Regions from separate parts of the Homo sapiens genome. Here region 2 is linked to region 1. The links are chromatin loops, found by intact Hi-C in ENCODE. Cell type or tissue: heart left ventricle. All regions are shown on one strand. Links, peaks and the distances in the headings refer to the core of each region. The heading gives the core; the rest is flanking DNA.

Region 1 (16,283 bases), core at 5,009-13,008:
CCTGGGAGATTGCAGTGGGGGACCCCTCTTTAACCTTCGTGTCACTCTTCTAACAGCTTTGAGCCCTGGAGTCTGTTCTTACAGCCCTCAGGCCCCTTCCCCATTCCACTGGGTGCCCAACTACTGGTGTGGTAAGTCAGGGCCCTACTGACATTGGTTATTATTGTACATTTTTCCCAGGCCACACGATCACCCACTTAGATCAATGTCACTCCAAACTGGAGGCTATCAGTGAGTGTTCTCAGGCCTCTCCTCACCCCACCAACTTCCTCAGCACCTCCATCCATACAGTGTGGAGAGCAGAGGAGTGGGTTGGGATTTATGCTGCATTGCTCCAGCATCTTTCATCTCTTCCCCTTGTCATCATTTTTGAAAGTTTGTGGTTTCTGGGGTTAAGGAAGGTTGAGTTTGTGGAAGTCCGTGTAGTGGCAGCAAATTATCATAAATGTTTTTCACAGTGGAGATGCTCTCTGAATAGATCTAAAATCAGAGAAGGAAAGTTGACTTGTAGAGTGATCTAGAACAGTAAACTTTAGTTATCCTATAATCACCAGAAACAATTTGCTTAGATTAAAATTCAGCCTTCTGCACAAAGTGTTTTGTAAAAACAACAACAACAAAAAGATTCAATTGCATTGATTTTATGCTTGCTTGAGAAAGGACTCATGAGTCTATGAGGGTGGAACACAGATGAAGCAGTCTTAGATATTTCTTAACCCAGACCTTATGCCTCTGTGGCCATTGTAGCCAGAAAGTGCACTTTGAGGACCACTTTTTCAGGGAGCAGTGACTGAATAAACACGAGCTGTGGTGGCAGGGAATTGTAGACCTCTATTACTTTTGTCTGCTCAGCTCTTCTCCTTGTTACATAGTAACAGAGCTTGACCTCCTGGCCAAAAGGATGGGCACACAACCCAAGCTAGGGGAATCAAAGTCCTCTTCTAGGATTTTTTCAAATTGGAGCTGGGAGAGAGCTGCCTGCTTTTCTTAATGTCAGAGTGCTCTGAAGGTGTAAGCCATGGTCCACAGTGAAAGTGAATCTGAAGCGAATGAAACCAGCATAAGGAACCACAAGAAGAAGAAAGAGCTCAGGGTTCCAGTAATTTCTGAAGCTGGCTCCATCCCTGCTTTTCCCATGACTTGGTTATTGAGTTGATTAATTCTGCTCTTGACTACGCTCATTTATATTGGGCTTGGAGAGTGTGCAGTGCCTCCTGACTAACGGAAGGCAGAACCACTCCTCAGGGATGCAGATGTATGAGACTGGATAACTGTACAACCACATTCATCACCTTGGCCCTGCACTCTGATTCCTAAAGAATCTGAGGCATTGCTTGTCATGGGAGACTGGAGTGCAGATTCTTTGAATTAGCATTTCAGTGTGACTGTTGTTGCTTTAGTAAGCCTGGTCTCTATTCTTAACTTTCGATATTTGATTTTACAAAAATGGTTATTAAAGTAGATGATTGAGAGATTAAGGTATCAGAAGAAAGATGAATCTATTCAGTTTTCCTGTAGAGAAGGCTAATCCTCAAGATGTGTAATGTGGCTGTGGTGTCAGGCTGCTGTGAGTAGGAAGGGCCCTGAGGAACTAATCCTCATCTCCTCAAAGCCATTGTAAACCCTTCATGGGGCCGAGCCATTCCTGGTCCTCAGTGTTGGCCAAGGGATCCTTCAAGTTCGCTCAGGCTTGATCCCACTGCCTTTCCCTCCTAGGCATGTGCATCTCTACAAGGGGTTGGATGTAAGGTATGAGTGAAAGAAGGGACATGTGGATGGCCCTACCCTAGACCAGTAAAACAGATTCTCTAGGAGGTAGGATGAAGTCCTCATAGGGTTTCCCAGCTCCTCAGATGATTCCAGTGGGCAACCAGGGTTGAGAGCCATTGCATTATGCTATGCTACCTGCCTCAATGCTATTTCTAGTTTCTCAGAGTCATCTTCACGTCCCCTTCTTTACTCTTACCTTACATTCAACCCCTAGCATATCCTGTTGGACTTACCTTCAAAAATGTGTCCAGAACCCCACCACTGCTTATGGTCTCCACTGCTACTATCCTGCATGCATCTCCTAGCTGGACTATTCAGTTGCCTTGTTTCTGATCTTCCTGCAACTATCCTCACCCTGCCCCACAGTCCTCTATCAATACAACAGCCTGATGATTTTGCAGTATGGGAGCCATCTCATCAGAGTAAAACTCAAAGTCCTGTCCAGGGTCTACAGTATCCTCTCTGATATGGCTTCCTTTCCTCTCTGGCTTCAGGTCCTACCAATTCTCCTCCCTACTTTCTCTGCAGCCAGACTGGATGCTTAGCTGTTATGGAGCATGTAAACAGTCTTCTGCCCCAGGGCCTTTGCACTTGCTATTCCCTCTGCCTCACAGCTCACTTGTTCAGTTTCTTTGTGTCTGCTCACATATCCCCTTTTCTAAGAGGCTGTCCCAGACTACCCATCTACAGTAGCAGCCTCTCACTGTGCTATATTGGTCTCGCTCCCTGGAGAAGCCTTTACTCTCCATCCCTTCACCTTTCTTCTTGGCACCTAATACCACCTAATGTATTTATTTATTTTGTCTGTCTTTCTTCACTAGAATGTCAGTTCCATGAGAGCAAGGACTTGGTTTTGTTCACTGTTCTCTCCCTAGAACCCAAAATAGTATCTCTTCAATGATCATTTGTAGAATAAATGAATATTATGCAATGTTGTTTTATTTCTTTTTTTCTTTTTCTTTTTTTTTTTTTTTTTTTTGAGATGTAATCTGGCTGTGTCACCCAGGCTGGAGTGCAGTGGCGCGATCTCGGCTTACTGCAACCTGCGCCTCCCGGGTTCAAGCAGTTCTCCCTTCTCAGCCTCCCAAGTAGTTGGGACTACAGGCACACACCACCATGCCCGGCTAATTTTAGTATTTTTGGTAGAAACAGGGTTTCACCAAGTTGGCCAGGCTGGTCTCAAAGTCCTGACCTCAAGCAATCCGCCTGCCTCAGCCTCCCAAAGTGCTGGGATTACAGGTGTGAGCCACTGTGCCCGGCTGCAATGTTGTTTTCTAATATAAGAAATTAAAAGAGAAAATATGGCTAAGAAAAAGAAAATAAATCTATGGGCAAAGTTAATGCACATATGAGATATAATTCCGTATATCTCATATGTTTCACTAAAAGGTTTGAATGCAAATTTGGCTTTTGGCTTTTAGCAACAAAGGTAAAAAGGAAGACAGCACTAATTATAGAATCTAGTGTCCATAAAAAAAAATAAGCCTGCTACACAAGTGAAACGGAGCAATTCCTAATACTAAGATGTAAGACACATCATCAATTTAATCCTCATTAGAGGATACAGTGTGAGAAAGTGAATAATATCCTTGAAATAAATACAGTGAATTTCTCAAAGTTCTTTGATCCTTCGAGACTGTGAAGTCAAGATTGTTGTTTGAGGGAAGTGCTCTATTTGCTTTTAACCGTATTTAAATATTTACATTAAACCTATATCTAGCTGCCAGATAAAACTATTTTTTTCTAAATTCCTCCGATATCCAGGTTTTTGTCCAATTCATCAACAAACCCTTCTGAGCATCAGAGAGGATGCCCTATACTATTGCCAAAGGAATTTGGATCCTCTCCAGGGTGACCAAACATCCTGGTTTTCCTGGGACAGGGGTTACTGGGATGTGAACCTTTCCATGATAAAACCAGGAAAGTTCAGGCACACTGGCATAAGTTGGTCACTGTACTATTTGTTTCTGATTTGTTGCCTTGCTTCTCTTGTGAAACGTTCATGGAGTTAAAGAATGGAATACTTTGAGTCTTTGCAAATGGAGGCATGTAGTGGTAGGTATGCTGAGCTCTTATGTTCTTTTTCTGACCCACACATAGATAAATAGAGCAGAATTTGAAATGCAAGATAACATTCTGGAACCCAAGATCAAGCGTTCAAAAATAAGTGGAAGCCTGGGCACAGTGGCTAATGCCTGTAAAGCCAACACTTTAGGAATACAAGGCAGGAGGATTACTGGAGCTCAGGAGTTCGAGACCAGCCTGGGCAACATAGTGAGACCCCCATCTCTACAAAAAATAAAAAGAATTACCTGGGCATGGTGGTGTGTGCCTGTGGTCCCAGCTACTCAGGAGGCTGAGGTGAGAGGATTGCTTGAGCTTGGGAGGTGAAGGCTGCAGTGAGCCATGATTACACCACTGCATTCCAACCTGGGCAACAGAGTGAGACCCTGCCTCAAACAAACAAATAACCACAACTGAAAAACCTAAAATGTAAATGGGTAAGCAGAAGAATATCAGGCAGTTTGAAATGCAAAGGCCTACAGGTGGGCTCAAGTTAAGGGAGATGTACAGCACGTGGTGACAGGACAGCAGGAGACAAACAAGGCTACAGGAGGCCAAGGAAGGAGAGAGGCCCCTGTTCTCTTGGTGGTGGGCTGGAAAGCTACACAGGAAGGAAGCCTCCATCTGAGGGCCTCCATGCTGGGTGTAGAGGCTGCTTTACTTTCAGCTATGAACAGGGCAGCTCAGCAGAGGCCTGTCTTATACCATCTTAAATCCATTCAGAAATGGCAACAGCGGCCACATTAGAGATTTAAACAGGATGGGCTTAGGTTGTCATAGTTAGGTTCCCTGACCACTGGACCTGTTTCATCATTTAAAGTCTCAGGCTCTTTCCTGCGACTCACAGTGAAGCCTTGGGTTTCAGGAAATTCTTAAAGAGGTGTTCCTATGTCTTTGACTCAGTTATATACTTTCTAAAATATAGGGTAGATAAAGAAGGGAAAAAAATGACTGTCTTTTAATTTCCACAAGTCCAGAGATGATGTCGATATTTAATAAATGGGTCTTCCAGTTTTTCATATGCATAGATATTTTTAAAACCTGAGGTGATATTATTTTATGTTATAACCTGTTCATGTGTATGGTTTCTAAGCATAAAATATGCACATAGATAGACACATGAAATTAGAAGCACATTGTATACCTAATTAAGGATCCTGCTTTCTATATTTGTAATGTGCCAATTTTGCATGTCATTATTATGTCTCTTGGAAATATACCTTTTGTGGTGCACAATATTCCTTCATGTGGTATAAAATGATCTGCTTAAGCGTCTCTCTATTGGGCACTTTAACTCTTTTCAATTTTTTTATATTAAATGTAACACTGCAGCATTGTTTTTTCTTTTTTTTTTGAGATGGAATTTCACTCTCACTCAGGCGGGAGTGCAGTGGCTCGATCTCGGTTCACTGCAACCTCTGCCTCCCAGGTTCAAGCAATTCTGTCCCAGCCTCCCAAGTAGCTGGGACTACAGGTGCACACCACCAGGCCCAGCTAATTTTTGTATTTTTAGTAGAGACAGGGTTTCACCATATTGGTCAGGCTGGTTTCGAACTCCTGACCTCTGGTGATCCACCTGTCTCAGCCTTCCAAATTGCTGGAATTATAAGCATGAGCCACCGCGCCCAGCCTAGCATGTATTTTTGAGTAAATCTTTGTGCACCTCCCCATTGACTCCTCAGCTAGTTCCTAGAAGCGAGTAAAGGAAAATGATGCACATATTAAAGACTGTGTTACATATTGACAGACTGTTTTCCAACTCAACCAGTTTATACTCTTGCCCTTAATGAATGAGAAATTCTTTTTATCTTTATTGATTCAACCTTCCAATTCTTGCTAGAGTTACATATTATCTTAAGAAAATATTTGCCAATTTGATGGGTTAAAAAAGATATTTTAATTTGCATTTATTTGATGATTAGTAGTGGGTTAATTTTAAAACGTACTTATTCTTTTATGAATAACCTGTTTACTTTTACCCACTATTTTTTCTAAATAGGCTATTGATTTTTCTTCATGAGCTCATTATGAATTATGATATTGATTCTTTGTCATTTTATTGCAGGTTTGTTTTTAAATTCAGAATATTTTTGTTCTAAATTTGAACTGTTTAATACTAATTTTCCTTTCTGTGCTTCACTTCTCAGTGCACACTTATACTGTTTTAAAGTCGAATTTATCTTTTTATGTGATTTTTTCATTGCATTTATTCATAAAATGTTCCTTTTTGTTTTTATATTATTTACTTATAAGTAAATTTTGGTTATTTTGTGATTTAATTTTTTAATATTTGAATTACATTTTTTATAATTTTGAAGTAATTTAAATATAGAAAAAGATGAAGCCTAATTTAGCAAATACCCATTTAATTCTGCTACTGAAATGTAATAGATGCTATCATCTTGTTGCATTTTCTTCAGATTTTTTAAATGTAAGAAATAAAATATTCTTGAAATCCCCTTTGTAGTTTTTGTTTGTTTGTTTGCTTGTTTTTTTGAGACAGAGTCTCACCCAGACTGGGGTGCAGTGGCGCACTCTTGGCTCACTGCAACCTCTGCCTCCCGGGTTCAGGCGATTCTCCTGCCTCAGCCTCCCAAGTAGCTGGGACTACAGGAGCATGCCACCATGCCCGGCTGAGTTTTGTATTTTTAGTAGAGACAGGGTTTCACCATATTGGCCAGGCTGGTCTCGAACTCCTGACCTCAGTTGATCCGCCCACCTCAGCCTTCCAGAGTGCTGGGATTACAGGTGTGAGCCACCGCACCCGGCTGTGTGTTTTTTTTAATCCTAATTCTTCCTTTCTCTCCTTAGAACAAACCCCATCATGAAATTTGTGGATGCCCTTCAGGTCTGTGCTTTTTATGCTTGTATTACATTTTACATCCATGAAAACAATAGATAGTATTATTTTTGCGTATTTTTTAATAAAAAAAGTATTGCATATATTCTGCAACTTCTCTTTTTTTTAAACTGAAGATTATATTTTTGAAATTTTTCCATTTGGATACTTAGATTTAGTTTATCTAATTGCTGTGTAATAGTCCAATGAGTGAATATATTCCATCTTTTTACCATTCCTCTATTGTAACATCTGGTATTGCCTGATCTTTATTTTATTTTATTTTATTTTATTTTATTTTTTATTTTATTTTATTTTATTTTTTATTTTATTTTATTTTATTTTATTTTTTATTTTATCTTGTATTTTATTTTATTTTATTTTATTTTATTTTATTTTATTTTATGTTATTTTATGTTATGTTATGTTATGTTATGTTATGTTATGTTATTTTATTTATGACAGAGTCTTGCTCTGTTGCCCAGGCTGGTGTGTAGTGGCACAATCTCGACTCACTGCAACATCTGCCTCCTAGGTTCAAATGATTCTCCTGCTTCAGTCTCCTGAGTAGCTGGGATTACAGTCACATGCCACGATGCCCAGCTAATTTTTGTGTTTTTAGTAGAGACAGGGTTTTGCCATGTTGGCCAGGCTGGTCTTGAACTCCTGGCCTCAAGTGATCCCCCTGCCATGGCCTCCCAAAGTTCTGGGGTTACAGGCGTGAGACACTGCTCTTGGCCATTGCCTGATCTTTAGTCTCAGAGACTTTGATTCTGTTCTCTTCCAGCTCACCATACAGAGAGTAGTGTAATCTCTCTGAAATATTGTTGTAGGTCGCATTTCCTGGGTGTAGTCTCTGAGCTGGAGACTAGGAGGAAGGAAATTTATTGGAGAGTACTCCTGAAGCTTACACTGGTGGAAGAGATGGAAAGGAAGCAGGATGGGCAGAGGGAAAAATTGGGCCATGATGCAGCCTCAGGAGGTCCCAGCCAACTGCACAGCAGCATCTGAAGCTGGAATATCCCTCTGAAGTTGCCTGGAGATGGGGTGAACATCTAATAGTCACTGGAGGTGAACTGCCCTAGAAGCGGGTGTGGACTTTGGGCAAAGTGGTTCTCTTCAGCTCTTTCCAGAGAAAGCTGACCAGTGGCTGCATGTCCAGCAGCAGTGGAGGGGGGTGCTCAGTTCTTCAGTCAACCTGAGCAGCACATCTCAGCATCCACTGCGGTTGTCTTGTTACTTCACTGCCTAGAGAATCAGGTGCTTCCTGCAATTGTTTGGAGGGCTGAGATTTCCAAGGGAAACTGCGCCATGGATGGCCCTCTCCTCTAGCCCTACTGATCCAGGCCTGGGAGTGTTTTGTAGATCTGCTGCAGATTTTGTCCACTCACAGTTTAGGAGTGCTTTTTCCTTACATGCTCAACCTTATTTGGTCTTATCTGCGCTCTATACTGAAAAAAAAAAAAGGTCTTGAGTAACTGGCATATGGATTAATTGATTAATGAATTCATCTGTACATTCCCAAGTATTTACCTTGTACCTACTGTGCCCAGGCATGGTTCTAAGGGTTAGTCACAGTAGTCAGAACGTACATTGTAAAGGGAAAGGCAGGCAGAAGCTAACAGATTAATATATAACATAATGATAGATAGGGATATGTTAAATGAAAACAAAATAAAATCAGTTTACGGGGATAGAGAATGGGGGAGGGAGAGGACATTATTTTAAATAGTGACCTTGATAGGCATTTCTGGCAAGGTGACATTTGCGCAGAGACTGGAAGGAAATGAAGGAGTGAAAAGTATGAGTATCTGAGAAGAGTGTTCTAGGCAGAAGGCCCAGAATGTGCAAAGGTCCCAAGGCAGGAGAGAATCTGGAATGTTCAAGGAACATTAGAAAGGCTAAGGTGGCTGGAGTGGAGCGAGGGGGGGAGGTGTAGGAGGAGATTGTTCATAAAGGCAGAGATATGGTTAGGCTTTGTGCCCCCACCCAAATCTCCTGTTGTATTGTAATCCCCATAATCCCCACGTGTCAAGGGAGAGACCAGGTGGCAGTAATTGAATCATAGCAGCGGTTTCCCCCATGCTGTTCTCACTATAGTGAGTTCTCACAAGAGCTGATGGTTTTTATAAGGAGCTCTTCCCTGCTTTGCTCAGCACTTCTCCTTCCTGCCACCTGGTGAAGGAGGTGCCTTGCTTCTCCTTTGCCTTCCGTCATGATAGTAAGTTTCCTGAGGCCTCCCCAACCATGCTGAACTGTGAGTCAAGTAAACATCTTTTCTTTGTCGATTACCCAGTCTCGGGCAGTTCTTCATAGCCGCGTGAGAACAGACTAATACCGGCAGCCAGAGTGAGATCAGGTAGGGCCCTGTAGACCATTGTCAGGATTTTTGTCTTTTACTTGCGTTGAATAGGAGCCGTGGTTGAGTGTGAGGATACAAGTGATGTGATCTGACTTAGGTTTTAAAAGGAGCATCCTAGCAGCCATGTGAAGAATAAAAGCAGGAGGACAAGAATGAGGGCGGGGATCGCAGTAGTCTGAAAAGACGTGGCTGGACTGCATCTAGGAGGACGCATGAGCTATATAAGAAAGCCCTAGGACTGGACACGTTCCACTAGGGGGTGTACATAGATGGTGGAGAGTTCCCAGGACTGAGTTCTTTGGCTCCCCAGCATGTAGAGGTCAGGAAGAGGGTGAGGATACGGGAAGAGAGGCCAGCCAGGTGGGAGGAAAACCCGAGATTGGATTGTCGGTGGAAACCACGTGAAGACGGCATTCCGAAAGGCAGGGAAGGACCAGGGGGGGTCAGACACTGCAAAGAGCTCACCCTTCCCAATTTACTACTGCTGGTGTGGCATTTCCCAGATTACAAGTTTTCAGCCATTTCAATTAGCATTTGGGAGGTAGGGGAATTAAACTCAAGCTCAAATCTAGATCCTGATTGCCATTGTTGAAAGTGATCAAAGGGAATTGAACGATGTATTTTGAAGAAAGAGGTCACTGTGTGGGGCTTTTTCTCTTTTTTTCAAACCTGTCAAGGACTCTTTTCTGGATGTCAGTTTCAAGGCGGTTCTCTCACACGGTGATGCCTGCCCTTCCTTCTAGCACCCTGCAACGGGACCTTTACATACTCAGCCTTTTGTTCATCCTGGCTGCGCTTGTCCACGGCATAGCGGTTTTCCTCCACTGTAAACTACTTCTGCTGAATAACTTTGTTCTACTCATCTTTACATCCCTCATGGCTTGAAGCCCAGTTTTCCACACTCAGTGCACTCTCATTATATATGGAATGTAAAATTTACTTTTCCTAAATATAATTTTTTTCCTTTATTAAGGCATCAATCCAGTCTTTGGCAGAGGATACATTGGGCTGTATTTATTGGCAATATTATTATCTACTTAAGCAAAGAGAAAAGAAATCAGAGCCATTTAATGAGGTTCAAAGACAAGGAAGTCCCTGGAGTTCCCTTTGGTCTCTGCCTTTTCAAATTGCAGTTGAAACTATTATTCCGGGTAAAGAGAAACAGAACCCAGGATTCCCTTTGAAGAAGGGAAACCTTGTGCTTCTTGCCTCTTGAGGACATCTACCAGCCTCTCTCATGCAGAAGGAAGGAGCACCCCTGTGCCCAATCAGATGTTAAGTTCGTCCCCTGCATATTTGGCAGAGTTTGCTTCTTTTTGTTTGGGAGACATAGCTAGCCTAACTAATCATCAGTCTGGGGCCAAGAGTCAGGCTTCCCCATATCACACACCCCTACAAGCCTGCTTCCTTGCAAAGAAGTGTGCCCTGAGGTTCAGTTTATTCTGGCTGGCTCACACTCCACAGTGCCCCAGCATGTTAAGAAAGAGAGAGAATAGAGCATCAGGACATGGGAAAATTATGACATCAGACTCTGGGAAAGTGACCGAAAGCCTCCACAGCCACATAAGTTAGTTCATATTTTTGTAAAGCTTACCACTGCTTTCATACCCTCACATTAGTTCACTTGAGCTGCCAAGATCCCAAGTAGATTAGGCAATATCCATTTCCATTTATGACAAAAACTGTCTGCATTCACTTTTGCCTGCTAGGAGATTGGTATATTTCATACAAAGTGATGGCTTTTTTTTTTAACTTTAATTTTAGGTTCGAGGGTACATCTGCAGGTTTGTTATATAGGTAAACTTGTGTGATGGAAGTTTGTCATACAGATTATTTCATCACCCAGGTATTAAGCCCAATACCCAATAGTTGTCTTTTCTGTTCCTCTCTCTCCTCCCACCTTCCATCCTCAAGTAGTCCCCAGTGTTTGTTATTCCTTTCTTTATGCTCATGAGTTCTTATCATTTAGCTCCCACTTGTAAGTGAGAACAAATGGTATTTGGGTTTCTTTTCCTGCATCGGTTTGCTAAGGATAATAGCCTTCGGCTCCATCCATCTTCCCAAATGACATGATCTTATTCTTTTTTATGGCTGTGTAGTATTCCATGGTGTATATGTATGGCATTTTCTTTATCCTGTCTGTCATTGATGGGCATTTAGTTTGATTCCATGTCTTTGCTAATGTGAATAGTACTGCAATGAACATTCACATGTATGTGTCTTTATGGTAGAATTATTTCTATTCCTCTGGGAATATACCCAGCAATGGTATATATACCATTCAGTCTGTCAGTTGAGGCTAAAATCATCTCACGACCCTACTAGGGCTTACACATCTGCTTCCAAGCTCATCTGCGTGATTGGTATATACAGAGAGGAATAGAAATCATTCTACCATAAAGACACATGCACGTGAATGTTCATTGCAGCGCTATTCACACTAGCAAAGACATGGAATCAACCTAAATGTCCATCAATGATTGACAGATCGAATAAAGAAAATGTGGTACATATATACCATGGAATACCCAGTAATGGTATATACCCAGCGGAATAGGTATATTCTTATACCTGGGGATAAGAGTGGTATCCTATTCTTGGGATACCAAATAGATAACCTGGGTTATCTATTCCTGGAATCCTAGGAATAGGATACAGAAATAGAATAGGATACAGGTAACCTGGGTCGAATGGTAGTTCTGCTTTTAGCTCTTTGAGGAATTGCCACACTGCTTTCCACAATGGTTGAACTAATTTACATTCTCACCGTGTATGTGTCCCTTTTCTCCACAACCTTGCCAGCATCTGTTATTTTTTGACTTTTTAATAATAGCCGTTTTGACTGGTGTGAGATGGTGTCTCATTGCGGTTTTGTGACTTTTTGTTGAGGAAATACCTTAGTGAGGTGAGGCTGAGAAAGAAAAAGCCCGCTAGGCATAGCCTAAGTAGCAGGGGTGAGTTGAGAAAGCACGAAATTGTTTGTATTATCTTGGAGAAATCTGGAAGCCTGGAAATTGGAAACACTTGGCATACACCCTTTTAATAGATGGGGTAGCTGAGCTCAGAGAAGTTAAATAATCTGCCTAAAATATTTTAGAAATTTGAGTAAGAACATTAGGCCTTGGTCCAAATCTTCTTTCTGCTTTGGGTTGTTCTCTGCCCCTTCCTTCCTTCCTTCCTTCGTTCCTTCCTTCCTTCATTCCTTCATTCCTTCCTTTGTTCCTTTGTTCCTTCCTTCCTTCTTTCTTTTTCTTCCTTTCTTTTCTTTTCTTTTCTTTTTCAAGATGGAGTCTCAATATATTGTCCAGGCTGGATTCAAACTCCTGGGCTCAAGTGATCCTCCTGCCCCAGCCTCCTGAAGTAGCTGGAACTACAGACATGCACCACCATGCCTGGTTTCTGTCCTGCTTATTTGTTTTACAGGTGGTCACCTTTTGTCTCTTCCTTCCTAGGCTCTGACCACTTCTGTTTGGGCTATGGCCTCACTTTATTGAAGTGCAAAATAAACAGAACAATATGGTGGGTTCCTAAATAACAATTTACTAAACTACCGTGAACACCTTATTCTCAAAGGAAGAGCTAGCGCTCATCACGAAAGTGTGGAATTGGGGTGAGGGGAGCAAGGGAAGCACTGGATTGGGAAGCAGGAGACTTGAGATCTTACTTGGTCTCTGCCCCATCTCATTGTTTGATCCTGGGCGAGTCACTTCTCCTCTGTAGATCTCAGTCTCCCTTTGGGGAAGGTGAAGAGGTCAAATGAGTTAATGTCTAATGTCCTGTGAAAAATCTTTCATCATTCCTCCTAGTATCTGTAGCTCTTGGGGTGATCACTCATCCCAGTTTGCTTGAGACTCAGAGGAGTTCTCATGATACAGACTTTCTGTTTTAAAACTGGGACAGTTCCGGGCAAACTGGGATGAGTTGGACACCCTGGTGAACCTAATCCTCCCAGAACCATTTGGATGGGTGTGGAGCCAGTCTCCAAGAGGATGCCCTATGATCCTCACTGCCTGCTATTAAAGTAGTCCCACATTGTACCAAGGTTGGTTGGGATGACCAATAGCATATGGCAGAAGCAATGGTATTGGTTATAGTGTCTTCCATCTGTCATGAGCTCTGCTGTCTTAGTCAATCTCTCTCTGTCTCTCTGATTACTCACTCTGTGAAAAGCTAGCTGCCATGCTGTGAGCAGCCTTGTGTAGAGGCCCATGTGGTGAGGAACTGAAGTCTCTGGCCAACAATCAGAAAGGAACTGAGGCTTGCCAATAATCATGCAGATGAGCTTGGAAGCAGATCCGTCAGCCCCAGGAGAGTCCTGAGATGATTTTGCCATCAATTGAAAGATTGACTTCAATCTCATGAGAACCCTGAGCCTGAACCTCCAGCTAAACCACTTCCAGATTCCTAGACCTCAGAAACTGAGAGATAATAAATGTTTGCTATTTTAAGCTGCTAAGTTTTAGGGTAGTTTATTAGATAAAATAGATAATGAACAGATAAGTAGTTATGAGAAAATTCTCAGAAAAAAAACCAAACAGAATTCCAATGCTCTTATATGGACAGGATAGGGACTTATTTCCCTGGCTATAGTCAATGGTTTGGGATAAGCATCTGATCTAGCACTGGTCCAATCAGAATGAACTTGGATATACTGGTACACAAATTCTCTTTTCTATTTGGCTTTTGGTGCTAAGTTGTGAGCCATAAGAACAGAGCCTGGAACTGTCCAGGATGCGGGGAGGTGTGGAGGTGAGGGGTTAGAGGAGGACAGTGGAGGTGAGCATGTGAAAGCAAAGTGAGCATGGATTCTAGTCATGTGTGAGTCCCAGGTCAGATTGCACCTGAAGTAGACCCTTGGCCTGTTCAGCTATTTATCCCATCGACTCCCTGTTGTTTTATTTTAACAAGTTGAGTTTGATTTTCTGTCCCTAAGGATGTCTGTCTGATTCAGTGAGTATTTCCATTTTATAGGTGAGGAAACTGAAGTTCAGAGCAGTGAAGTAACTATCCCAGGGTTATGTAGCAAACAGGTGTCAGAGTCAGAATTGGTTCCAGGCCTTCCTGACAGAGCACCTGCTGTTTTTATGAAGCCATTCTGGCCGATGAATTAGCTTCTGAGAACTCTGGTTTCTAGGAGCTTGAAATTCCTGGAAAGATTAAATAGATCAGAATGAAAAAAAACTATGAGGCGGGTAAAGTTCATTCAAAATGAATCAGTAGCTCCTTTTGGGTTCTGGCTGCCATCCTTGGCAGAGGAAATGACCAGGCCCCAGAGAGCCTGTGCATGAGCATGTTTTCAGTTTTCAGTGGAGGTCTGAGAGCAGAGCCACAGCATCTGTAGCAGGTTTTAAAAAAAAATTTTTCTGGCATTGGCTCTGGAGCAAGAGGAAAGCAACTTACAAAGGGTATATGAGTTTCTATAGGCCAGTGTTCTAATATGAGAAAAGTTTATGTCTTGCTTATAAAAGCCCCCTGCAGATGTTTCTGGTGGGACAGCTCTTCTGGGCCAGCTTCCATATAAGCACTGACTCAGAGGTTCAGGCTTTTTCCAACCTGTAGTTCAGCCACCTTCAACACTTGGCCTCCAAGTTACTATGGAGGGAGAAACATGAGTATAGAGGAGGCACCTTTATTTCTAACTGCTCTGGACTGAAAGTGATGCATCATGACGGTTCACTTTGCATTGGTGAGAACTTGTCATATGGGTTCATTTAGATGTGAGTTGGGAGATGCAGCTTAGCCACATGCCCATAAAGAAGGAATGGGCTTGGTGAGCATCCGCCAAGGTTGTGCCGTTTATACCCAGCAGAGGTGGGTGGCTAGAGCAAAAATCCAGACCTTGTTTCTCTTGCCACGTTGTTTTTCCTGGTAGAGGGTCACATCAATCCATAGGAAAGGAAACCTGCTTCTTCTCACAAAGGGATAACTTTTGTTTTCCTCATGAGTCAACTTGAAGGATAACTTTAAAAAGTTGGTCCATGCAGCAGAGTGAGACTCCGTCTCAAAAAAAAAAAAAAAAAAGGTGCATGCAGAAGACTATCTTTTTCCAATTTGTATAAGGGAACTATGTAAGTTCACTGTAGCTCTGGGTATCCTCAACCCACAGATCTGGCAGGCAGCTTGCAGCCCATCTTCAGAGGAGGGCCAAGTGTCCATTCAGACTCGGGTATTTCCACACTAGCTGTCTTTGAGTTCCATCAAGTAGATAGAGAACTTCTGATCCAAGGGATTTTATAGAGATTACAACCCTTTTCAAGCTTTATAGAATGTCTGAACTAGGATTGGTTTTAGAGATTACGTCCTTCTCCTTCCTAATTTTGCAATTGAAGAAACAGTGCACATCATGTGTTTGCTGTTATTGTTGTTATTGCTGTTATTATTACTGCTTCCATATGAGAAGCATATGCGGGTCAAGTCTCAGATCTGTATTCTAAGGGCAAATCGAGAGGCCCATTTTTCTCTGTCCCTACTATTTTGGTACCCAGTGGATTATGAGATAGAAATCTTGGTGCTGCCGATACAAGCGCATCTTCAGAGTACTCCCGATGTCTACCTGAATCTGAGGATTACTATCTTTTATCGGTTCTGAAAAATTCTTAGATATTATATTTTTGTATACTTCCTATCCTCATTCTCTCTTTCCGTAGAGTAGCTGCTCTTTCTGGAACCCCAGTTACATATATGTTAGACCTTTTCACTCTCTCTTCCATGGCTGCCAACCTGTCTTTCATATTTTCATATCTTCTATTTCTGTATATTTGTATGTACTTTTCTGCATAATTTCTGCCTTCTGTCTTCTAATTGACCCATTTATTTTTCTTCAGCTGTGTCTATTCTGCTGCTCAAACTATAGATGAATTTAAAACCTTAATTCACCCTTTTTTTACTTCATTTTTTTTTCTTTTCTTCATAACTACTTACTCCTTGTTTATAATCTCTTGGTTCATTTATCATATTTTGGCATCCACTTTTATTTATCAAACACATTTGCTTTATGTTATGTAAATGATGGATCTGATTCTGCTATTGGTGATTTCTGCTGCCTTTTACTCATGATGGCACATTTCTAGCGTGTTTTATGATTTATCATTGGGAAAATCTTGGGGCCTTAGCCACAGAACAGTTTTGAAGCTTGGTTCTAACACATGTTCATCAAGAGACAACATGAATTTCCTTTTACCAGATGTATAAGAGCACTACTAACTTTTGGCCCAGCGTGGTGGCTCATGCCTGTAATCCCAGCACTTT
Region 2 (16,283 bases), core at 2,839-10,838, 55 kb before region 1:
GCATCAGCGTTTCTGCAAATTACGTGTTTGCTCAGGTGGTTTTGTTCTCCTGGATATTTTGAGACCATTTCTCCAGATAGAGAAGACAAGTTGGTCTCTTGTTAATTTGAAATCTTTGAGAATCCAGGTTTTTCTTTTGGAGAGGGGGATGTGATTACAAGTTCAGGGTCCTTCCCTACCTCCCACCACCCTTTTGAGATGAACTGAAATCATTTAATAGTGAACTGGCAAAACAGCTTTCTATGCTTTCACATGTTGTTGACGCTTGTCCTGGAAAACGGAATAGCAGACAAGCTAATTAAAATTCAACCCTTTAGCTCTTTGGTTGCCCAAGAAAGAACACTTTGATACTGAGTTTGTAAAGTACTATATTCAGAATGAGATGTAGTATATAGACTTATCCCAAAGCTCACTTTAAGGATAACCAAAGTCTGCAATATACTCAGGAAATATACTCTCTAAGGCTGACCATGCACCAGGAATTAGGATGATCTTTTAGAGTCTCATTCCTCAAAAGGGTGGCCCCAGAAGCTGGCATTGGCATCACCCAGGAACTTGGTAGATACACAGACTATTGGCCCGCCCTGGCCCAGATCTACCCAATTAGAGCCCTCTTTTTGACAGGTCCTCTAGGTGATTTCTGTCCCATAAATATTTGAGAAGCAGATAAAAGCAGTGGCCATGACTGAATCATAGTTTCATTCTTTACTGTAGGAACCTAGGCATTTATTATGTTTACTTAGATCTTTTTGGTTTATAAAGTGCTTTCATGTTTATTATGTAATTGGGTCCTTAGTGCAATCTTGTGAGGTGGGCAGGTATTACCGTGGATGTCATCTAAACATTTGTGCCTTGCCTTTCCCATTATAAAAATTAAATGAATTCACATGAAATGTAAGCCCTTGTGATGAGCTTTAAGATCTTGTGATGAGCTTTGTAAGACAAGTACCTGCCAGGCATGGTTGCTTAGGCCTGTAATCCCAGCACTTTGGGAAGCTGAGATGGGTGGATTGCTTAAGCCCAGGAGATCGAGACCCACCTGGGCAACATGGCAAGACTCTGTCTTTCAAAAAAAAAAACAAAATGTTAGCCAGGCATGATGGCATGTGCCCGTAGTCCCAGCTACTTGGGAGGCCGAGGTGGGAGGATCACTTGAGCCTGGGAAGTCGAGGCTGCAGTGAGCCATCATCTCAGGACAGCACTCTAGCCTAGAGGATAGAGCAAGACCCTGTCCCCCCATAAAATTTAAAAAAAGACTAGTTCTGTCTTCTTCATAAAGTAAACAAAAGTATGATCTAAAAAAACTATGTTAAAGTCAGTTTCCCTTAATAACCTTGCCTTTACCCTTCCAGTAATTTGACACAGCAAGTATACTATAACATCCTCAAGGACGGCCCAGATGATGAGCATAGCTCTGTTTTCTCAGTCTACCTCTGGGAAGGATTCTGTGTGGTTTCAAACCTCCTATCCAGATTCTCTAAAACATTGGGTGTCTTATAATTTTAAAACCATGTCAGTCAAACATTTTAGACTTCAGGTAAGATTTGAATGCTAATTAAGATTTGTTAGCATAATTTAAAAGTGAATCCATTTACTGATTTTAAACTTTATAATTCATAGTTTGATTGGCAAGTCTGTTTAAATGTCGAAGATAACATGTATCCAGATTTTGCTGAAGTAGACATAGAGAGGAAATTTTTTAAATCCAATGTTTCAGGAAGGGAAATATATATGCTGTGCATTCAAGTTTAATGAACATACTGACCTGAAAAACTGCTGAAATTATAGGGCATCACCTAAGCTTTAATAGCTTCTGATTTTGTTCTAATTTTCCCAAATATTAGGTGGTACGCCAGATACTGTTTAAGTGAAAAATCATTTGGTTACCTTGGCTATCTTACCAACTTTTTAAGAGACCTACATTGATGATAAACCTCCAGAAATTGGAGATTATTGTAGGAAACCCAGGTCCATTTAGTGTTCACTGATGCCCTTTCAGTTTAACTTTTCTCATTTTGATGATCATCAGCTTCCTGTTCTAAAATTAACTGGCAAGTCATTCTAGCATCTCCCTTCAGATAGAATTTTGTGTTAATGATTTTTCTAAGTGTTTACTTGGCAGCTTGGTTTTACTTAAACATTCCTTCTCATGCAGGTTCCATGATGAAGATATTTCTAAAAACATAAGCATGCTTCTACTTTAGTTATCACTTTGAATTTGATTTTTAAGGTATGTGGGCATTTTGTGTTTGAAATGCAATGCAAAGCTGTCCGTAAAACTGACACAAATAGATCACCTGATATTTTAGCTGTCTTCATGATGGAATCATACTACTCTGGAGCAATTTTTATTATACTGTTTCTTTAAACTGGTTCTGCTGTGATTATTATGTAAGTGTGGCTGTGACGAAGGAGAGCCCCATGAAGATGGCTTTATATTCCGTTTGGCTCAGCAACAATGACTCTAATAAACCGGATTGAAATGGGAGTTTTTCTACCTGGATTATACACATAACTAAAATGGATAGGTAAACTCAACTGAATAGATATGAAATCACTTTAAAGATTCATCCTTTTTCTTTTCTTTTCCTTTCTTTTCTTTTCTTTTCTTATTTTTTTTTTTTTTTTTTTTTTTGTGACAGTCTTGCTCTGTCACCCAGGCTCCCAGGCTGCAGTGCAATGGCGTGATCTCGGCTCACTGCAACCTCCGCCTCTTGGGTTCAAGCAATTCTCGTGCCTCAGCCTGCCAAGTAGCTGGGACTAATTTTTGTATTTTCAGTAGAGATGGGGTTTCACCATGTTGGGCAAGCTGGTCTCGAACTCCTGACCTCACGTAATCCGCCCACCTTGGCTTCCTAAAGTGCTAGGATTACAAGCATGAACCACAGTGCCCACTAAAGATGCATCCTTATAGGTGGCTCAAGTGTTCCAGTTCCCCTCATCCCTCTCTTTCTGGAGGGCAAGCAAAGCTTCTTGCCCACAGAAGTTTCTAGAAACACTGGCAATTCTTGACTTCACTGGGACGTTTTGCTTCATCCTGGGCAGCCACAAAACACCTTCTAGATTCACATTAATAATAAATGAATGCATTAGCCCATTGTCACATAGGGGCAAGTTGCTGGTAATGACACTTACTATGCCATTCATTAGTTGGGTCTAGAATAGTGTCAGATTTAGCAAGGCCAATGGTAAAAGTTTCTGATTTAGCAAACATTTACTAGGTGTCTGGGGCAGTATTAGGCATGTTCTCTGTATTAAAATATTACCTTACTTAAGGAGTTACTCAAAGTCACACAACTACTGTTAGAAACAATCCTAGAACTAGAAACAACCCTAGAAATCCAGTCCTTTGTCTTCCCCAATAAAATCAATTTGAGATGCCGTTTGTCAGGCTGAAGACATTTTCCAAGTGCATCATCCTTTTGTGTTACATTTATGTAACTGGAGAAAACAGAGGCCTAGGAAAGCGTAGCATTGAGTACTCATTGTTCGGGTGACTGGGGAGTAGTATGTAGGCATTGGCATGACGCACCAGAGCATCTTCTCTTTAGGTGTGATAAATGGTTTAGGTTTGACTGTATCATGGGTGTTGATTCTTTCCTGGGTATACGAGAATTATTCACTTTAAATGCTACAAGGAAAAAGTTTTAAATGTTGAAAAAAAACTAAGCCTATTTGATTTTTTTTTCGTTTTAAACATGTCCATGAAATCCTGTATGGTCTGAACTTCTATGGCTTCTTGTCAGATTTCAGAGCTGAGAGACTAGATGCTTCTACCATCTTACAAATAGCTTAAGAAGTGAATTTTGCATTATCTATTGGGAGTTCACTTAGAGTTTTTGGAAGAACTTCCTAATTGCCTAATCTAAATTGTTCCTTTTGCATTGTTTTTCCCTGTGTGTGTATGTGTGTGGCTGAGAGAAGAATGACTCACAAACTCCATACAGAGTATAGGACATTAGTTGGAGCCTCCTGGGGATATCAAGATACTGGGATCTTCACCATGGATTTTTCAACAGTGTTCAGTAGACCTTTCTTAAGCCTGACTGTACAGAGAGGATGCTGTACTTAACAATAAGTGTTGGGAATATGGATAAGAGCTTAGAATGCAGTGGAAGTGATAGCAAGATAAAACACATTACAAGGGACCAGGATAAGTGCCATAATTTATGTTCCTAAGGATCTTCTAATCTAGATCTTTGGCTGTTTGGGGCCTCATAGTCCCTAGATTTGATCATCTGGATATATTATCCTGCTGACCAGGGAGAAGGATGTTGACATCAGAACCCCACTTTCCTACTCTCAGTGCCAGGCGACCGCATATAATGTAGGTGGGAATTCCATCGAATGTATTTTCTGTGCAGCCAGAGGGCAGTTTTTAGTTAGAGGTTTCAGGTGCCTTAAAAAGTAGGCTTTATTCCAAGGCTCAGGGATCATTTTCTGTTCTGCTCTTTGATTTTTTTTTTCCCAAGACAGAGTCTTGCTCTGTCGCCCAGGCTGGAGTGCAGTGGTGCCATCTCGACTCACTGCAGCCTCCACCTCCCAGGTTCAAGCACTTCTGCCTCAGCTTCCCAAGTAGCTGGGATTACAGGAGAGTGCCACCACGCTCATCTAGTTTTTGTATTTTTAGTAGAGGTGGGGTTTCACCATGTTGGCCAGAGGCTGATCTCGAACTGGCTGGTCTCAAACTCCTGACCTTGTGATCTGCCCTCCTTGGCCTCCCAAAGTGCTGGGATTTCAGGCATGAACCACTGCGCCTGGCTGCTCTTTAATTCTGAGGTGGTGTTGATGCAGAGTGTGAGGCTATTGCTGGATGGGATCTGCACTGTAGGAAGCAGAACAGCTTTCCCCTACTTCACTGAAGCAGCTAGCCTGGCCTTGGATCAGCAGCCATGGGTGGGGCCAGTGGGCCCAGCTCACTTGCAGAAGAGTCCTGAGCCTGGCTGCCCGCCATTGTTGTGGATCACCAAGAACTGAACTGGGCTCCTGAAGATGCACCTGGCCTGGAGAGTGCACCTGTCTGGCTGATAGACTGGGAGCTTTTCAAGGCAATCTGTTGTGTCTTTTTCATCTGTCATCCCTAGAAGGTGACCAGGATGCTAAATTGTTTGTTTAATGAAAGAAAATCAATAGCTGGCATTTTTTTGAGCTCCTGATGTATACGCTAGAAACTTTACATTGTGTTTCTCAGTCCTTAAAGCAACCCCTTTGAGGTATGAAGAGTCGTTCTCATTTTACAGATGAGGATGCTGAATTGAAACCACTTGCCTAGGGTCAAAGAAACTAGTAAGTAGGGGGATAAAGGTAAGAATCAAGGTCTTGTGACAGAGACAGCATTCTTAGCCACTTGGCTATAGTGAATGAATGATTTTTAGGATAGTGTCCCTCTGCCCATTGAGGCGAAATGCTCTTCAACTCTGTTAAATTTTTAATCTTTCCAATGACAGTTCCTATGGGTTTCTTCCTAAGCCTCACTTAAGCCTTTGGTCTGAGCTCCTCTTGGACCATTTGTGGAGGGCCCTGGATGCCCACAGGCCCCTTGTAAAGACTCGGGCAGAGTTGATTCCATGGACAGATGGCTTTCCACCTGCTTCATGATCCTGGTATCCTAAGGGATGCTTGAAGAAGATAAACCTCTGGTTTGTCAAGGAACTTCCACTTGGATTTCTAAATTGCAGCTGCCTTTGCTCTTCACCTACTTGGAACACTTCCATGGTTCTCCCGTGGACTTTAGGATAAAAGGCAAACTCCTCACTGAGGCATTTCTAGCAGGTCTGGTCTCTCACAGTCTACCCATAATTATACTTTTTAGAGGTCCTTCCAGTGTCATGCTGTCTTCTTGCCTCCAAGCTGTTGCACAAGCTGTCCCTTGGAACACTCACCCCACATCCTGCTTCTCCTTAACCCGCTTCCGCAGTCCTCAGCCTGGGTGGCACCCTCTCCTGCAGGTCCCTGTAGTACCCTGCACTTTCCCTATGTTAGTATTTATCAAGTTACTGTAATTCTCTGTTTACCTATCCATGTTCCTAGTATGGATCATCATCAGGTGGTGGCATCATCTTTTTATCTCCAGTGATTAACGCAGTTACCTAACACATATGAGGCTCTCAATAAACATCTCTGCTGAACAAATGTAGTGTTTATAAGTCATATCAAGCTTTTAGAGATGAAAAGCCCCAAGAGTAAAATAGTTCATTAACCTTTTCCTTTGGCTAGATTCCCTTCAGTCAGTTACCAAATTCTTTCAAATTCTCCTTTCTCATACCCTTGGCATCTGTTTCTTCTCCCCAGCTGCACAGCCAGCATCCTAGCCTAGGCCCCTTGTTGACCCTCACCTGAACAATGCTGCTTAATGAGTCCCTAGCTGCAGTCTGGATTACCTGCCCAAATTAGGCATGCTTTCATCACCTCCTCCCATCAGCCATGTCTTTTGTGTAGTAAATCTAGGCCCTAAACTGCAACTTCACATAGTCTACTTATTGAGTACCGACAGCATGCCACTGGACTGGTCCCACAGGGAATAGGACCAGGCCCTTATCAGGCCATGGCACTCATCTCCCACCACCCCCAGCCCAACCTCTGTTCCAGCATGATGGGCAGAACTCAGGCCTTTTTCCGTGCTGTTCTTATTCCTATATCTGCTTTTGCTTTTGTTGGTCTCTTTATGTGAAATATCTTTCCCGTCCTTCTGAACACGTGGTAACCCTTTGAGCCTAGATGACTCCAAAGACTAGGACTCTCCATCTGTGCTGCAGAACGGGGCGGCCTTGGCATGTCTGGTCTTTTGTGGACTTCCCAGGGATCTGGGTGGCTTCCAAGGCCCTGGATGGCCCAAATTCTCTTCCCTTAACTGGTCTAGGTACCCCAGGGCCTCACCTAAGTTTGAGCTCTGAGCTGGAGGACTGGATGCCAACCTGGTGATGATTCTTGCCTCTCTCCTCAGGGCGGTATTAGGTCCAGCAGGGGTCACGAAACAAAATGCCACCTCAAGAAGGGAGTCTTTTCCCACAAACGAACTTAGAACCATATTCCCTGGGGAGCCCTTGAAATCAGCGTGAGAACTGACTGAGGGAGTGAGTCCTGGCTTTGAGTCCCATAATTGTTATAATACAGAAATTACTCATGACTTTCCATAATCAAGTTTTAGTTATAACAGTGTACTTAAGCTGGGCTCTGGGGTGAGCAGTGCCCACTAGCAATCTCTGCCTACTTCTTTGCTTTCCAGGATCAGGCTCCTGTGAATGGAGGAAAGAAGCTAAAGCCTTAGGGAAGAAAAAGAGATCCTATGCCAAAGCCATCAGGGAATGCAGGGGGACCCTCAGGTCAGCAGCAAACTGGCATTTGGGCGTTTGGGCAAATTAAAATTTCCAATGTGCAACTACCCATTTGAATCATTTCCTTAATTTTTTTTTTTTTGCATTTTATCATCAAGACTATCTGGAAATAAAAGATTATGGTTATCTTATCTAAATTAAAGGGATTGTTTAAAACAAAGGTATTATATCTATTTAATTATTTAACTTCTTCCTTCCACATCCTACCTGCTCCCAGCCCAGCATTTCTAACCACTAGCACTGAAACTCTGGTTTCAGTGAAGTAATAAGCAGATAGAGTTACCATGGTCAATGGCCACTGATGATTTCCATAAAAAGTGGAATGCGTTGCTCATGTCCCCTTTCTGGTGGTGCGGATTGTGATGTGGATCATAATCACATTGGATGGGGGTGGGGTCACTGGGGCACAGCTGGAAGCCTTGCACTTGCCACAAGCTGAGTGGCTGTGGTATGGGGTCCTAGTGTGATGGTCACCAAATGACCCGGCCTCTCTCAGACTGCAATTTCCAGCTTTGAAAGGAATTCTGTGAGGACTCAGTGAAAGGAATAATGACTTTAGCGATCCAGCTTCAAGCACATGCAAAAGCTTGCCATGGGGCTGGGAGATACAATCTAGGCTCCTGTTCTCCCAGCACAAGGAGGAATCACAGCTCAGTATGAAAGGGCGATTGTGAGAGGTGAATAATCTGTGCTTTCTGTCTTTGGACCTCTCTGCCCTCTCCCCAGATAATCCTCAAATATTTCTTATCCTAGGATGCCTGCATCCTAATCCCTGAGATTAGCTCTTAGCAGCTGAAGACAGGCTCACCAACCTTCTCAGAATAGTCCTGCCTTTAATTTCCCCAAGAGAAGCCCATTCTCAGCTCAATGCGTTGCTTCCCGTCATGCTGGTCCACTGCCAGCCTGGGTATACTTGAGCCATTCAGCTTGCAGTTCCTGGCAACCTGCTCTGGGGCAGGCATCAGTGATATAAACGTAAGACCTAATCTGCATGCTCAAAGAGGAATTAATGGAATTACTGCTCATAGAACATAACTTGTTCTTCAGTAGCAATCACTGAAACCTTCAAATCCTGCAAGGCTCAGAGGAATAAATCTGAGGTAGTGCTTATTGGGGCAAAACATACTGGGACAGAAATCTGGACTCGGCACCCTTTGAATCACTCAACTGGCCTCTCTATGCCCTTTATTCTCATGATCCCGTCTGTGAGCACCAATTTCAAGCCTTGCCCAAGAGGGAAGATGTCATACTTGGCTCCCAGACAATCCATCCAACTTATAACTGAAACTGACAAAAAAATTATTGAGATTGTACTTGGTAACTTGTTCCCTGGGAGGGAAGTTCTCTGTCCCTTTAGCATTGTGATGGGGTCATCCTGGGAAGAGGGTGGTGGTTTACACAGGGTGTGACTTCTGTCTGTATAAATGGGCCTTACTTTTGAACGTTGGTAACAGCATACTCTGGCTTAGTTATTATTTTTGGTACTAAAGACTGGGGAAGTATGTGAATTCTTTTGTAGACATTAAGCCTTGAGGCCTGTTTGGAACTGAGATGTGGGGAGAAGTAGAATTTGTGAGTTGCAACAATTTGATGCTGAAAGTTATAGCAGTGCTTAGTGCTTAGAGGTTTCCACTTCTGGTACAATTTGGAAGCCTTTGGGTATTACATAATGTCCTGGGGAATAGGGAGTTGGCCTTAATTGTCACCTAGTTCAGTGGTTCCAAGATACTGGCTGAGGACCAGAACCTATGTGTGTCAAAGATTTCATCAATCTGAGCAAAATGGAAAACAGAGGACTGTGAAATGTCAAGTTACTAATAGTACTATCATGGACTTTTCTTTATTTGGAGATTATATCATTTCTTAGTCTTTGTTGTTAAAAGCTCATTTCATGAATGTAATGGTGTTAGTTTTAATTTTAAAAACTATTCTTGCATTGCAAAATTAATTATCAACCTTATTTTGGTGCTTCCAACATTTAAAAAAAATCACTGTGTTCAGAAATCTTAAAGTCTGAGAACTACTGACTGTGACTACCTATGAATGAATTTTTTGTGTTTGTTTTTAAGAGACATGATTTTGTTCTATCCCCCAGGCTGAATGCAGTGGTATAATGACAGCTAACAGTAACCTCAAACTCCTGGGCTTAAGTAATCCTCCTACCTCAGTCTCCCAAGTAGCTGGGACTACAGGCATGTACCACCATGCCTGACCAATTTTTATTTTATTTTATTTTTGTAGAGACAGGGTCTCGCTTTGTTGCCCAGAATCAGGCTAGTCTTAAACTCCTGGCTTCAAGCTATCTTCCTTCCTCCACCTCCCAAAGTGCTGGGATTACAGATGTGAGCCACTGTGCCTGGCCCCATGAAATACTTTGAGTCCTAGGGTATTTTCCCCCCAATATTCATTTGAGTTAGTGCAATCATTTTTTAAAAAGCATATGTGAAAATATTTCCAAAGGTGAATCCAAGTAAAGAAGCGTTTCTTAAGAGTGGGGACATCCCTTGTTACAACAAAACCACTACTTATTTTTGTTAGTAAATTCATCTTCAGTTTAACCAGCTTGAGGAAATATGCCTGTATACTCTAGATAGTCCAGGCCACTGGTTCTCAAACTTGCCTGTCCATCAGAATTGCCTGGAGGGCTTATTAAACACAAGCTGTGGGACCCCACCCCCAGTTTCTGAATCTGTAGGTCTGGGATGGGACAGGGCCTGAAAATTTGCACTTCAGACAAGTTCCAAGTGATGCTGAGGCTGCTGGATGGGACCACACTTTAAGAACCAATGGAGTAGGTCACTGATTATCAGCCTTGGCTGCACAGTGGATTCACTTGAGGAGTTAAAAAAAATACTGATGCCTGGATCCTATCCCCAGATATTTGAACACCAGGATTCTTAAAAGGGCCCCAAGTGATTATAGTAAGTAGCAAAGTTTGAGAACCACTGGACCATAGTGACTTCAGCACAAAAGTTTATTTCTCATGCCAGTGTAGTATGGGGGAGAGAAGGGAGAGAGACTTGGTCCATACAATCACCCAAGTACCCAGGCTGGTGGAGTTGATGCCATCTGGAATTCATCTTTGTGCCTGCAGCAAGGAAAAAGATAGCCTGCTGGTTCTTCAATGATTCCACCCAAAAGTGACTCGGAAGTGTTCTGTGTCACAGCTAATTGGTCAGAAACAGTCATGTGCCCTAGCTGCAAGGTAACTGGGAATTTAAAGAAGCACATGGCATTTGGGATCAGTAAATTTCTCTGCCTCAGTGACACTTCCCTGATACAGTGTAATCTTCTATGGGCCTTGTCTTAGACTACTTTATGTTGCTATAAGGCTGGGTAATTTATAAAGGCTGGGTAATTTATAAAGAAAAGGGGTTTATTTGGCTTACGGCTCTGCAGGATGTACAAGAAGCCTGGCACCAGCATCTGCTTCTGGTGAGGGTCTCAGGCTGCTTCTACTCATGGAAGAAGATGCAGGAGAGCCAGTGTGTGCAGAGATCACATGACGAGAGGGGGAATAAGAGAACGGGGGAAGATACCAGGTTCTTTTTAACAACCAGCTCTTGAGGGAGCTAATGGAGTGAGAACTCACTCGTTCCCCTCTTCCAGGGAGGGCATTAATCTATTCATGGGGGAATTCACCCCTGACCCAAACATCTCCCATTAGGCGCCACCTTCAACACTGGGAATCAAAAGTGAACGTAAGATTTGGAGGGATAGACATCCAAACTATAGCAGGCCTGATCAGATGCCCTTCTAAAAGATAGCTTCTCAACTGATGCTTTTACAGTGACCTTTTTCTGTCATAAGAATGCCTACCCACTGTAGACAACTTTTAAAAATTAAAAAAAAAACTAAAAAAAAAGAAATCTCTATAACATGCTACTACTGGGAGATTACCACTCTAAATTTCAGGCATATGTCCTTCCAATAATTTCTTTCTATATATATATTCTTTTTTTTTTTTTTTTTTTTTTTTTTTTAGACAGAGTCTCACTCTGTCACCCAGGCTGGAGTGCAGTGGCACAATCTTGGCTCACTACAAGTTCTGCCTCCTGGGTTCACGCCATTCTCCTGCCTCAGCCTCCTGAGTAGCTGGGACTACAAGCGCCTGCCACTACTCCCGGATAATTTTTGTATTTTTAGTAGAGACAGGGTTTCACCACGTTAGCCAGGATGGTCTCAATCTCCTGACCTCGTGATCAGCCTGCCTTGATCTCCCAAAGTGCTGGGATTACAGGCATGAGCCACCATGCCCAGCCCTCTATACATATTCTTTAACATGGTTAATTGCTTAGAATTTTTTTTGTAACCTCCTTTTTTTTTTTGAGATGGAGTTTCGCTCTTGTCACCCAGGCTGGAGTACAGTGGCATGATCTCAGCTCACTGCAACCTCCACCTCCCGAGTTCAAGTGATTCTCCTGCCTCAGCCTCCCAAGTAGCTGGAATTACAGGCACCCTTCACCATGCCCAGTTAATTTTTGTATTTTTAATAGAGACAGGGTTTCGCCATGTTGGGCAGGCTGGTCTCGAACTCCTGACCTCAAATGATCTGCCTGCCTCGGCCTCCCAAAGTGCTGGGATTACAGGTGTGAGTCACCACGCCCGACTGTAACCTGCTTTTTTTTTTTGCGTAGCATTTTACCATTTTGTTAAAATTAATTGAATTTAAGTGTTATTAAAATACTATTTTAATTCTATTGCATGGGTATACTACAATATAATTGGTCATTTCTTCCTCGTTAGAAATTTTGGTGGTTGTTTTGTCAATAGCTTACTATTGTAAGTAGTATTTGCATGAACATCTTTATGAACAAATTCCCCCCATATTTCTGATCATTTACTTGGATACATGAACAGGCTTATTTTAAGTTACCTATTATTGTACAGCAACTGTTTCTGTACTTAGTAACACATATTTAATAAGTATTAATACTGTGCAAGGCATTGATGGAGAAATGATTGAGCTTGATCCTTGCCTTCTCTAGTAGCTCAGCTTCTAGCTGGGGAATAAGATAGAAACACAAATAGCCCTAATCCCAAGGAGAAAGAGACCTAATGTTTCTTCAAGTGATTTTCCCAAAACCATCCTGTCTATGGTACACAAACTCCTGGAACAATGAGTCAGTGCTCTCTGGCAGTCAATGGCTAAGAGCTCTAGTTGGGGCTCAACTCTACCTCCCTGCATGACCTTGAACAAGCTTCCCTCTCTAGGCCTCAGTTTCCTTGTCTTTAAATGAGGGCATTAGACTAGGTCATTTGTAGTGGGGCCATTCTGTGCCCCCTAAATAGTTGAAGGGTATGAATCAGCATGACTGTGTACTTTCCTTTTTTAGGTGTCTAATTATTTCTAGCAATCTGGGACGGGCTCTTTAGGGACTTGTTGGAAGGCAGTGGGGTGGCCCAGGGTCCATTTCTGCCATGGGACTCTAGGATGACATCTTTGTGCAAACCAAATTAGTAATGAAAGAGCAGGGTCTGGGCTTATAGGCAAGGAGGAGCTGAGAGAAAGCTCTTAAGAGAAGGAGTTTAAAATGAGGGGCAGTTTTTTGGCATTGGAAGTAAATATTAATGCTAACAATAATCACCAGCTATGCTTGAGGTACCTCCAAACCCATTCCATACAATATTTCATTTGGTAAGTGTTTTTAACCCCATTTTAAAAATGGTGCCCTTGAAGCTCAAAGAGGAGACATGAACTGCTTTGTGGGTGTTGCCGCAGGGAAAGTCAGCTCATCGCCAGAATTGCAAAGAAAAGCAAAAAAAGTGAATTCTTTTTAAAAAAAATTTAGTTACTTTCTTTCTCTTTTTTCCTTTTTAAATTTATTTAAAATTTTTCCCTTTATTTTTATTTTTTGACTTTTTTATTATTTTATTTTTATACTATATTTTACGTGGTACGATCCCTACTGAAAAAAAAAGCAAATTCTCATTTTTTGAGTCTAAAGTCTGGGGTCAAAGTCTAATGAGGGGATTTTATGGGATTTCTTTGGAGGATAATTGTAATAACAAGCACTTTAATCTTAGATGCTGTGTTTAAAAAGGAATAGCCCTCCCTCCCCATCTTTCCCAAGACTCCAGTGCATTTTTCCCTCTGCCACAAACTTGCATCTGTTTCCCCTTACAGTTTTCTGTTTTCATTAGGATGCTTTAGGATGAACCAGATAAGGCCTTACCTCACATAACAGTTGATCAAAGCTGGTAGTTTGGAGCCTCAAGTGCATTTTGCCTGTGGAAAACGTACTAGAACTGCTGCTTAGAATCCTCAGGCAACCCGCACATCTTCGTGCACCAAAATGTGGCTCGGCTGTAGCACAGAAGCTCTTCTCCGTGTTGGCAGCAAAAGACGGTGGAAATGGAAATGGCCAGTTTGCAGAGAGAAACAGTGACTCTAGCCAGGCCCCTGAGTTGGGAAATGGGAGAATTTGTCTTCAGCATCATCTTCCTTGTAATTTCGTATCCTTTGCCCCAGGCTTTCCTAATAATAACTGACACCTACATGATACTTTCTATGTTCTAGGTGCATTTCCAAGCACTTAGAATTGTTCCTTTGTATCTGTGGGGGATTGATTCCAGGACCCCCTTGGATACTAACATCCCTGGATGCTCAACTCCCTGATGTAAAATGGTGTTGTATTTGCATATAATCTGTGCACATCCTCCTGTATACTTTATTATTATCATTTTGAGATGGAGTCTTATTCCATCACCCAAGCTGGAGTGTAGTGGCACGATCATGGCTCACTGTAGTCTCGACCTCTAGGGTCTCAGGTGATCCTCCCACTTCATCCTTCTGAGTAGCTGGAACTACAGGTGCAGGCTACCACATGGGGCTAATTTTTATATATTGCAGATTAATTTTGCAGATTGATAATTTACCACCAGCATGTGAATGACTCATACATATAGTCTTCATCTTCACAGATTAGCTTCTATTTTTTTTGTAGAGATGGGTTTCACCATGTTGCCCAGGCTGGTCTTGAACTTGTGGGCTCAAGCCTTCTGCCTGCCTTGGACTACAGAAGTGCTGGGATTATAGGCGTGAGCCACTGCACCCAGCCCTGTATACTTTAAATCATATCTAGATTACTTATAATACCTACTACAATGTAGATGTTATGTAAATAATTGTTATACCGTGTTGTTTAGGGAATAATGACAATATAAAAAAGTCTCTACTTGTTCAGTTCAGACATCAGACATCATTTTTTCTTTTCTTTTCTTTTCTTTCTTTCTTTCTTTTTTTTTTTTTTTTTTAAAGAGTCTCACTCTGTTGCCCAGGCTGGAGTGCAGTGGTGGATCTTGGCTCACTGCAACCTCTACCTCCTGGGTTCAAGGGATTCTCCTGCTTCAGCCTCCTGAGTAGCTAGGACTACAGGCATGCACCATCATGCCCAGCTAATTTTTGTATTTTTAATGGAGACGGGGTTTCACCATGTTGCCCAGGCTGGTCTTGAACTCCTGACCTCAAGCGATCCACCTGCCTTGGCCTCCAATAGTGCTGGGATTACAGGTATGAGCCACCACACCCAGCCCAGACATCATTTTTTCTTTCAAATATTTTCTGTCTGCAGTTCGTTGAACCCACAGATATGGAGCCCACAGATACAGAGGGCTGACTGTATACATTAACTCATTTAATCCTCATGATAACCCTAGGCGCGTTGGCTCACACCTGTAATCCCAGCACTCTGGGAGGCCAAGGCGGGTGGATTACCTGAGGTCAGGAGTTTGAGACCAGCCTGGCCAACATGGTGAAACCCCGTCTCTACTAAAAAATACAAAAAATTAGCCGGGTATGGTGGCAGGCACCTGTAATCTAAGGTACTTGGGAGGCTGAGGCAGGAGAATCGCCTGAACCCCAGAGGCGGAGGTTGCAGTGAGCCAAGATTGCGCCATTACACTCCAGCCTGGGCAACAAGAGCAAAACTCCATCTCAAAAAAAAAAAAAAGAACGTAAGGAAGCAAAAAATGTGAGGGAGTTTTTACGCATGGAGGGTTAATAAACTCAAGATGGCAGGGGTTCACAAAAGCCCATAGAACATACTGTCTATTTATTGGGCTCTTGCTATGTACTACACACTTTACATACATCCTCATTTCATACAGTACCTTGATGAAATATGCACATTTAAGAATCAGAGTCTAACAGACCTTAGGCAAGTTGTCCGAGGTCGTACAGCGGATGGGTGGCAGAGCCAGAATTTGGACCCAGGACTCTTTTGACTCCAGCATTTGCAATCTCAAATAGTGTTTCATCGGCCTTTTTATGGCTTGTGGATGACTATTGTTGTGAGGAGGATCAACGGTGCAGGGTCAGAAATGCAGTTTTGACTCCTATTGTTGGCAGTCAAATTACTGCTTGCTTCTGCTAATTTGCTTCCTGTCCTGCTTAGGCTGCAACCAGGGCAGAGTTTCGTTCGCTCCCTGGGCAGCTGTCCTGCCAGCATTACCTCATTCCATCTTGAACCCTCCCGCAGCCCAACAGGGAAGGGCTGAGAAGCACGTGGCCCAGGACAGAAGGCCAGGAACGAACTGCCTCACCAGGGACTCTAGCCTTGATTCTCTGAAAAAATGTGGTTTGCTCAGAGAAGCTTTTACCCAAGAGGAAGGAAAACTACGGCAATCGAGTTTCAGCTGACCTTAAAACCCCTGTGATCTTAGTCCCCGTCATTTAGTGAATTCTGCATATTACTCAGCTTCTCCATTGTGTAGCTGGAGGAAATATTCATGCTGTGTCATCTTTGGTAGTCAGTGGGCAGTTTTCTCCCTGCCGAGTTTACTTTTTTTGCATTTTGAAGTTCAAGATCAGGTTGGGTGTTTGAGTGATCTACGTCTGGGAGCCAGAGGAGGTTTTGTATTCAATGGTGACCAGCATGTGTTCCCAGCCTAAGCATGAATGAAAACAGTTCAGAACATTTTTTTCCTCTCCAGCTCCTTTCAAGGGGC

What was found. Hi-C counts contacts between places; a loop is a spot of excess contacts. Peaks named below come from ENCODE experiments on the same cell type or tissue, not always from the same donor. Only the 100,000 strongest peaks of a DNase experiment are listed, where the experiment ranks them.
Region 2: it touches region 1 in a loop (2.1-fold over the local background); 7 of 110 quality-filtered maps call a loop at or near these places.

Annotation. Positions count from the first base shown.
Region 1 is chr15:81,060,790-81,077,072 of GRCh38, forward strand. No RefSeq gene overlaps it. Among named protein-coding and RNA genes, the nearest start is that of CFAP161, 65 kb to the right of the region's middle. RefSeq lists a silencer at 1-123. In heart left ventricle, for the core only: a CTCF peak has its summit at 9,270; no DNase peak of the experiment used is centred there; H3K27ac peaks cover 286 bases.
Region 2 is chr15:81,007,870-81,024,152 of GRCh38, forward strand. No RefSeq gene overlaps it. Among named protein-coding and RNA genes, the nearest start is that of TLNRD1, 15 kb to the left of the region's middle. RefSeq lists an enhancer at 15,481-15,630. In heart left ventricle, for the core only: no CTCF peak of the experiment used is centred there; no DNase peak of the experiment used is centred there; H3K27ac peaks cover 1,008 bases.